Linked DNA regions of Homo sapiens: region 2 is linked to region 1. The links are chromatin contacts, found by Hi-C or POLR2A ChIA-PET in ENCODE. All regions are on one chromosome and are shown on one strand. Each heading gives the region's core, a stretch centred on a gene start or an enhancer-like site at or near the end of the contact. The rest is flanking DNA. Distances are from core to core; before and after follow the strand shown.

What was found. Hi-C counts contacts between places; a loop is a spot of excess contacts on that map. ChIA-PET counts read pairs that join two places held with the same protein, here RNA polymerase II (POLR2A). Pooled maps may share reads with other maps.
Region 2: a loop to region 1 is called in a pooled map, with 2.9 times the contacts of the local background. The contact joins two enhancer-like sites. A Hi-C loop is called at or near these places in 1 of 50 pooled maps. POLR2A ChIA-PET finds 5 or more read pairs at or near these places in 6 of 52 experiments (Caco-2, GM10248, PC-9 and 3 more).

The regions. Positions count from the first base shown.
Region 1 is chr7:4,791,362-4,794,894 of GRCh38, forward strand. AP5Z1 (adaptor related protein complex 5 subunit zeta 1) reads left to right here. Exons shown (of 17, transcript NM_014855.3): 17 at 1-3,036. The coding sequence ends at 24. Among named protein-coding and RNA genes, the nearest start is that of MIR4656, 4.5 kb to the left of the region's middle. RefSeq lists a silencer at 873-992 and enhancers at 1,383-1,462, 1,567-2,241. Within about 2 kb of position 1,335, at least 10 of the 41 ENCODE cell types and tissues checked have a DNase peak (open chromatin) inside an H3K27ac peak, as active enhancers do.
Region 2 is chr7:5,228,973-5,232,505 of GRCh38, forward strand. WIPI2 (WD repeat domain, phosphoinositide interacting 2) reads left to right here. Exons shown (of 13, transcript NM_015610.4): 12 at 636-766; 13 at 1,863-3,533. The coding sequence ends at 1,975. Among named protein-coding and RNA genes, the nearest start is that of WIPI2, 41 kb to the left of the region's middle. RefSeq lists an enhancer at 2,985-3,134. Within about 2 kb of position 2,284, at least 10 of the 41 ENCODE cell types and tissues checked have a DNase peak (open chromatin) inside an H3K27ac peak, as active enhancers do.

The DNA.
Region 1 (3,533 bases), core at 85-2,584:
GAGGCCGGCCTCATGCCAGGGTGAAGGGACAGTGGCCAGGGACTTCGGTGCAGATTAAGAGCCTGGGCAGCCAGCTTGCTACTGAGGCCAGGCTGATAGGAGCTCAGGAGGGCGCGGGAGTCCTGGGAGAGGAGGCAAGGCCCACGGTGGGCTTGGCACCCTCACAGACACGCGGGGCTGGCCCCCCTGCTCACCCTCTGGGCTTTGTCTCCGAGCCTTTTGCTCCCAGGCAACACTGAGCTGAGCTGAGGGGTGCCATGGAGCGGCTCTGATTGGAGGCTTGAGGCCCTGTGGCTGGGTCGGGTGGAGGCTGCTGGGTCTGTTTCCTAGTCTTTTGTTTTTGGACAGTTGATGGGCAAGAAGAGCTGCAGTAAAAGTAAATCTCCTTTAATAAGCGTCTGTATGAAGAGTGCGCGATCAGTTCCGTTACCTGCCCTGCACCCTGGGGAGAGGACCAGGGATGGGAACCCCTGGCAGCTGCTGCCAGTCCTGGAGGCTCAGCCCGGCGTGCCACTGCTGCTACAGAAACCAGGTCATTTGTGCACAGCCCGGAAGGCAGCGGCGCGAGTTCCCGGGTGTGGTCACCGCTCTGGGTGGTGCGCTTGTCAATGCCCCTTTTGATGCCCTTGAATAGCCTGAAGATGAAGGGGACCGGGGGAGGGTTGCAAGCGCCATGGCCTATGCAGGCTGCGGCCTCTGGCCATTCGGAGGGAAGGCCCCAGGGAGCCACCTGAGTGGAGCTCAGAACACTGGATTCGCGCGAAGGGGAGGTGTCTGGGCGTGCGGCCCCAGCCCCGCCACCTTCCTGGGCCCTGTGGTCCCACCCTCCGGACTACCAAGGCACAGCTGTGTCGCACGTTCCGCCCGGTGCCTGGGACGGGCTCAGCCGCCAGGGGGCGCCGCCGCCCCGAGAGCCTCACGCCCCGCCCCCAGGCTCAAACTCTTCCCCCTCCCCACTCTGGCTCCGCCCCCGGTCTCCTCTTTTGCTCTGGCCCCGCCCACCTCCCCTCCGGCCTCGGCCCCGCCCCCAATCCCCCATAGCTCTGCGACTAAGAAACCACAGGCTGAAGGCGACTGCAGGGTCCTGCCCCTTGCCCAGCCTCAGGACTATGGAGGGGGCGAGTGACGCGCAAGGAACGGAGCAGGGGACACCGTGCGGGCTCAGGAGCTCCCCAGATGCCCGAGCCGAACCGCGGGGTCCTCACCGCCAGGTTCCAGCCCAGGAAGCGCTCGCCTGCCCCACAGCCTGGGCCTTGGGTCGCGTTCCGAGCTCCAGGACGGCTGGTGTCCCCCGCGGCCTGCGATGACAGCCCAGGGCCGCTGAGCCGGGGCCGCAGGAAAGGCTGGCGCTGGCAGGCGCTTCCGTCGGCAGCACTGTGTTTGTGTTTCCACGTGGAAACAGCAGCGCACGTGTACAACTGTGCATACCAAGGCGTGCGTGCCAGTGCGCGGGTCTCGGGATCACTTCCCAGTGCGGTGCACGACCCCGCCTGCAGCAGTGGGTGTGGGGGCGCTGCTGGGCTCATCCCGAAGCTCAGAGAGCGTGGGGCTGCCCCTAGGCTCGGAATGAGTCTCCCACTGAGTCCGCAGCTCCCCTCCTGCCCTGGGGCGGGGCTTCCCTGACCTGAAGGCGTCGGGGGTGTCCTGGCTCCCAGCTCCCAGGCACTCGTGGGGCCACCGCCCAGGCCAGCTGGTGCTAAGTCCGCAGCCTGTGCAGCAGCGCCCGGCTTAGGACTGGGAGTGTGACTTGAAGGGCCGTCCCGCTCATCCAAGGGACAAGGAGGAGCTCATGGCCACAGGGCCTCGGAGGGCATGACCCCAGCCCAGGGAGGAGCAACCTTCAGGTGGCCTCCAGGAGGCAGCTGGGAAAAGGGCAAAGCTCACCAGCTCTCAACTTTTTTTTTAAATAAACTGAAATTTTAGAATAGTTTTTCAGATTTACAGAAAAGATGATAAACCTTAGAAACATTATATGCTAAGTGAAAGTGAGAAGTGACAGCCTGCTGGCAGTCCTCACAGCCCTCGCTCGCTCTTGGCGCCTCCTCTGCCTGGGCTCCCACTTTGGCAGCACTTGAGGAGCCCTTCAGCCCGCCACTGCACTGTGGGAGCCCCTTTCAGGGCTGGCCAAGGCCGGAGCCGGCTCCCTCAGCTTGCGGGGAGGTGTGGAGGGAGAGGCGCGGTGGGAACCAGGGCTGCACGCGGTGCTTGCGGGCCAGCGCGAGTTCCGGGTGGGCGTGGGCTCTGTGGGCCCCGCACTCGGAGCCGCCGGCTAGCCCCGCCAGCCTGGGCAGTGAGGGGCTTAGCACCTGGACCAGCAGCTGCTGTGCTCGATTTCTCACTGGGCCTTAGCTGCCTTCCTGCGGGGCAGGGCTGGGGACCTGCAGCCCGCCATGCCTGAGCCTCCCCCCTCCCCTCCGTGGGTTCCTGCGCAGTCCGAGCCTCCCCAACGAGTGTTGCCACCTGCTCAGGGCACCCAGTCCCATCGACCACCCAAGGGCTGAGGAGTGCCTTTGGAGCAGGGCACGGGACTGGCAGGCAGCTCTACCTGCAGCCCCTGTGCAGGATCCACTGGGTGAAAGCCAGCTGGGCTCCTGAGTCTGGTGGGGACTTGGAGAACCTTTATGTCTAGCTAAGGGATTGTAAATAAACCAATTGGCACTCTGTATCTAGCTCAAGGTTTGTAAACACACCAATCAGCACCTTGTGTCTAGCTCAGGGTTTGTGAATGCACCAATAGACACTCTGTATCTAGCTACTCTGGTGGGGACTTGGAAAACCTTTTTGTCAACACTCTGTATCTAGTTAATCTGGTGGGGACATGGAGAACCTTTGTGTCTAGCTCAGGGATTGTAAACGCACCAATCAGCACCCTGTCAAAACAGACCACTCGGCTCTACCAGTCAGCAGGATGTGGGTGGGGCCAGATGAGAATAAAAGCAGGCTGCCCGAGCCAGCAGTGACAACCCACTCGGGTCCCCTTCCACACCGGGATGCTTTGTTTGTTCGCTCTTTGCAATAAATCTTGCTGCTGCTCACTCTTTGGGTCCACACTGCCTTTATGAGCTATAACACTCATCGCAAAGATCTGCAGCTTCACTCCTAAAGCCAGCAAGACCACGAACCCACTGGGAGGAACGAACAACTCCAGACGCGCCGCCTTAAGAGCTGTAACACTCACCGCGAAGGTCTGCAGCTTCACTCCTGAGCCAGCGAGACCACGAACCCACCAAAAGGAAGAAACTCCGAACACATCCGAACATCATAAAGAACAAACTGCGGACACGCAGCCTTTAAGAACTGTAACACTCACCGCGAGGGTCCGCGACTTCATTCTTGAGGTCAGTGAGACCAAGAACCCACCAATTCCGGACACAAAAGAATCCAGACCCAAGGCCACATACTGCATGACTCAGGTCAGAGGCGTGGGAGCCACAGCAACCGCGTCTTAAATAGGGGCTGGGTAAAAACGAGGCTGAGACCTGCGGGGCTGCATTCCCAGGAGGACAGGCATTCTTAGTCACGGGATGAGACAG
Region 2 (3,533 bases), core at 1,034-3,533, 440 kb after region 1:
CTCCCCAAGTGTTGGGGTAACAGGAGTGAGCCGCTGCACCTAGCTTTTTGTGTGTGTGTGTGAAATGGAGTCTCACTCTGTCACCCAGGCTGGAGTACAGTGGCGCGATCTCGGCTCACTGCAATCTCCGCCTCCCAGGTTCAAGCGATTCTCCTGCCTCAGCCTCCCGAGTAGCTGGGATGACAGGTGCATGCCACCATGCCCTGCTAATTTTTTGTATTTTTAGTAGAGACGGGGTTTCACTGTGTTAGCCAGGATGGTCTCCGTCTCCTGACCTCGTGATCCGCCCGCCTCAGCCTCCCAAAGTGCTGGGATTACAGGCGTGAGCCACTGCACCCGGGCTAGCCTGACTTTTTTTGTAAATAGTGAATCCTCGTTATTAGTTAGTTCTTCCATTGTAAAAGTGAAATATTGTCTTGTTAGGTATAACTCCCTCTTTAGACTTTCCATGTAAAACTCTTCATGTAAAAACGTGTGCAGATAGACGAGATTAAAGTTGCCACGGCGTGATGAATGCCTGGCGTCCTGTGTGGTGAGTGGTGTGCTGGCTCTGTTGCCGCAGGGCAGCCAGTGTGTACTGCCCGCAGGGCTGCCCTGTGTGGAGACGCTGAGCTGTGTCGCTTTCTTCCCTCCAGGCTGGACGGCAGTCTGGAAACGACCAATGAGATCTTGGACTCTGCCTCTCACGACTGCCCCTTAGTCACTCAGACATACGGCGCAGCTGCAGGAAAAGGTACTTACGTGCCTTCATCCCCAACGAGACTTGGTAAGGGGCGTGACGCAAACCTGGAAGGTAATTAGCCCCACAGCCCCGAGTGCTACTGCCTTCTGCTGGCTCCGGAGCCACCCCACCAGCTCCTCACTGGGAAAGATGGGGACTGGTTCTGAGAACATAAGCGAGGTTGGTAAATGGGTGTTCCCAAGGCCTCTCTCAAGGCTGAATTCAGTTTCGTTTCCTTTTTTTTTTTTTTTTTTAAAGGAGAGATGGGGTTTCCCTATGTTGCCCAGGGTGGTCTCAAACTCCTCCTGGGCTCAAGTGATTCTCCCGCCTCAGCCTCCCACAGTGCTGGGATTATAGGCATGAGCCACCGTACCAGGCTCATTTTCTCCGTTTTTAAAGAAAATGTCATCCTGGCTCAGGTGACTCTGGGGTCACGTGACTTGGGCCCAGACTGGCCACCTCTCAGCCAAGATACCACCCTGAAAAGTACTGCCAAGGGTTTTGCCTCAGTCTTTTCCCTCCCACCTTTTTCGTCCTTCAGCAAATCTGCATCGAGTACTGCCTTCATGCTGGGCCTGTGAAGTGCAGAAGCTGTAGGGGAATGAGGCCAATGGGCTCCCCTCCGGCGGCAGCACTAAGACCCATGCATGAGATCCTCCAGCCACAGCCTTGGCTATGTGAGCCACCTTCTTAAAAAAGCCAACTCGCACTCCAGTGGGAGAGCCTGTGGTTTTGCACCCACGCAGGGCTGTGCCTGCTCGCTGCCACTCCCATCTGTGAACCGGCACTTCCAGTTCATGAGCCCACCCTGAGAGTCTCCTAGTGTCATTTTTTTTCCTGGTGTTATTTTTGAGCTCTTAACCAGCTTGAGAGAGTTTGTGGCCCGTCCATGAGGGAGCCTCTGTTTACTGTGCAGGCATCATTTTGACATTTATGAATGTCAGAGAACAAATGACTTCATCTCGAGCTGCCTAAGGCTGCAAAGAGTTCATTAGAAAGCAATCAGAATTCAGAACGTCTTAGTACAGGCTTCAGTTTATAAATATACACCAGTGTTTCCAAAACACAGTCCTCAGTGTGTGTCATGGGGTCTGTGGTGTGTCCCCAGCCTTTGAAGGGTGACTTCGTCGTCTCTTTGCAGCCTACACAGACGACCTGGGTGCTGTGGGTGGCGCCTGCCTGGAGGACGAGGCCAGCGCCCTGCGCCTGGATGAGGACAGCGAGCACCCGCCCATGATTCTTCGGACTGACTGAACTTGACCTGTGACCTCTGACCCGGGGAGCAGAGAACACTGGCTTCACAGAGGACTTTGTGCATTGCTGCTATGAACTTTGACCTGAGTCGGGGGAGAGGATGGCAGAGACTTTATTAAAAAAAAAAAAAGATTGTAGTGGTAGTCTAACTCCATAACGCTGAGGAAATACATCATTTTCACTTCAGTGGCTTTTAAATCCTGCTTATGAATTTTAGCTTTTTGTTTGTTTGTTTTCTCTTTTTGCCAAAATTAACTGTTTGGTGAAGCCCGCAAAACCTCCTCGCTTTGCATGCATGAACGTGCCAAGCCAGCATAGGGGAGCTAGAAGCCACTTTCCAGCCACCTGCCGTTGGGTTTTTTCATATCTGTACATAATGCCGAGTGCGTAAGGAAACCGTGGCGTCGCGCACAGTGGGTCTGCTTGTCAAGGCCAGTTCTGCAGTGACAGGCCCAGGGGCTGCCCACCAGGTGTGCTGGGCAGACTTCAGCTGGGACAGAAGTCCGATCTCCCTAGGGCCCCACCTGGACCATTTTCCCTCCGTTTTATTTTGTTAATTAAATTCTTTCCAAATTGGATCGCTCTGGGATTTCTTCCATGGTGGACTTTTGTTTCTGATCTTGTTTTCCCTGTGGATATTGGAGGACAGCGAGGTTCTTTCTGATACTAAAAACCTTTCTTTCAGGCAGCAAATGAACTTGAAAGGTTGCCTGGACTCGCTGGAGCAAAGGAAAGCGATTTTGTTTGTATAATTAAATGATCTGTTCTTCTACTTCACTCTTCCTGTTGAAAAACTGTGTGATTTTTTTTTTTTTTTAAGTAAAGTTTGTAGCTCCTCCCATGCCCAGGAAAGCACAGAACTCAAGTGTGGTGGCCGTCTGAGCTGTCCTTTCGCTGGCCCCGCTGTCCGCAGGGGCTTCCTACCTGTGTGAGAGGTCGTAGCGGGAGACAGCAACAGAGAGTAGGCGGCTGGGCCACGTCCTTCACAGGGCGTCATGTGCCTTTCTATTTTCATCTTAGAAAATTTCCTCAGCAAACCGATGAGAGATTGTGGTTGCAAGCTTCAGTATTTGCCTCGCTTCCCTTCCCTTTTCATATTTACAGAATTAAAACAACCTCAAGTACCTCAGACTCTGCATTCCAAACCAAGGCACCCAGCAGCCAAAGTGTCGAGGGCATTTAAGTGGCATTAATGGCAGGAGAGATGGTTTTAGAATCTATGGAGTGGTGGAAGTTACGGATAGAAGGGAAAAGGCAAAAACTATTTACCCTGCCTTTGCAGGCTGGGGTTTTTGAACCGAGGAAGGCTGGGACGCCTGTTTCCAGATGGTTGTCATGGTCACGCTGGGCGAAGAGCTGGAGGGGAGTTGTCCCCTCAGCTGAGCGGCTGCGGTGAAATGCCCCAGTGTTCCTGGGTTGGCTTTACGGCAAACTAAATGCAGGGGACGCTGGAGTCCGACTCACCTACACCGGCTTCCTCCCAGCCGCTGGTGTGCGGCACACACAACATCTGCATTAGGCAGAGGTGCAAGTGGGCTGATTGAACTTTTCCTTCAAA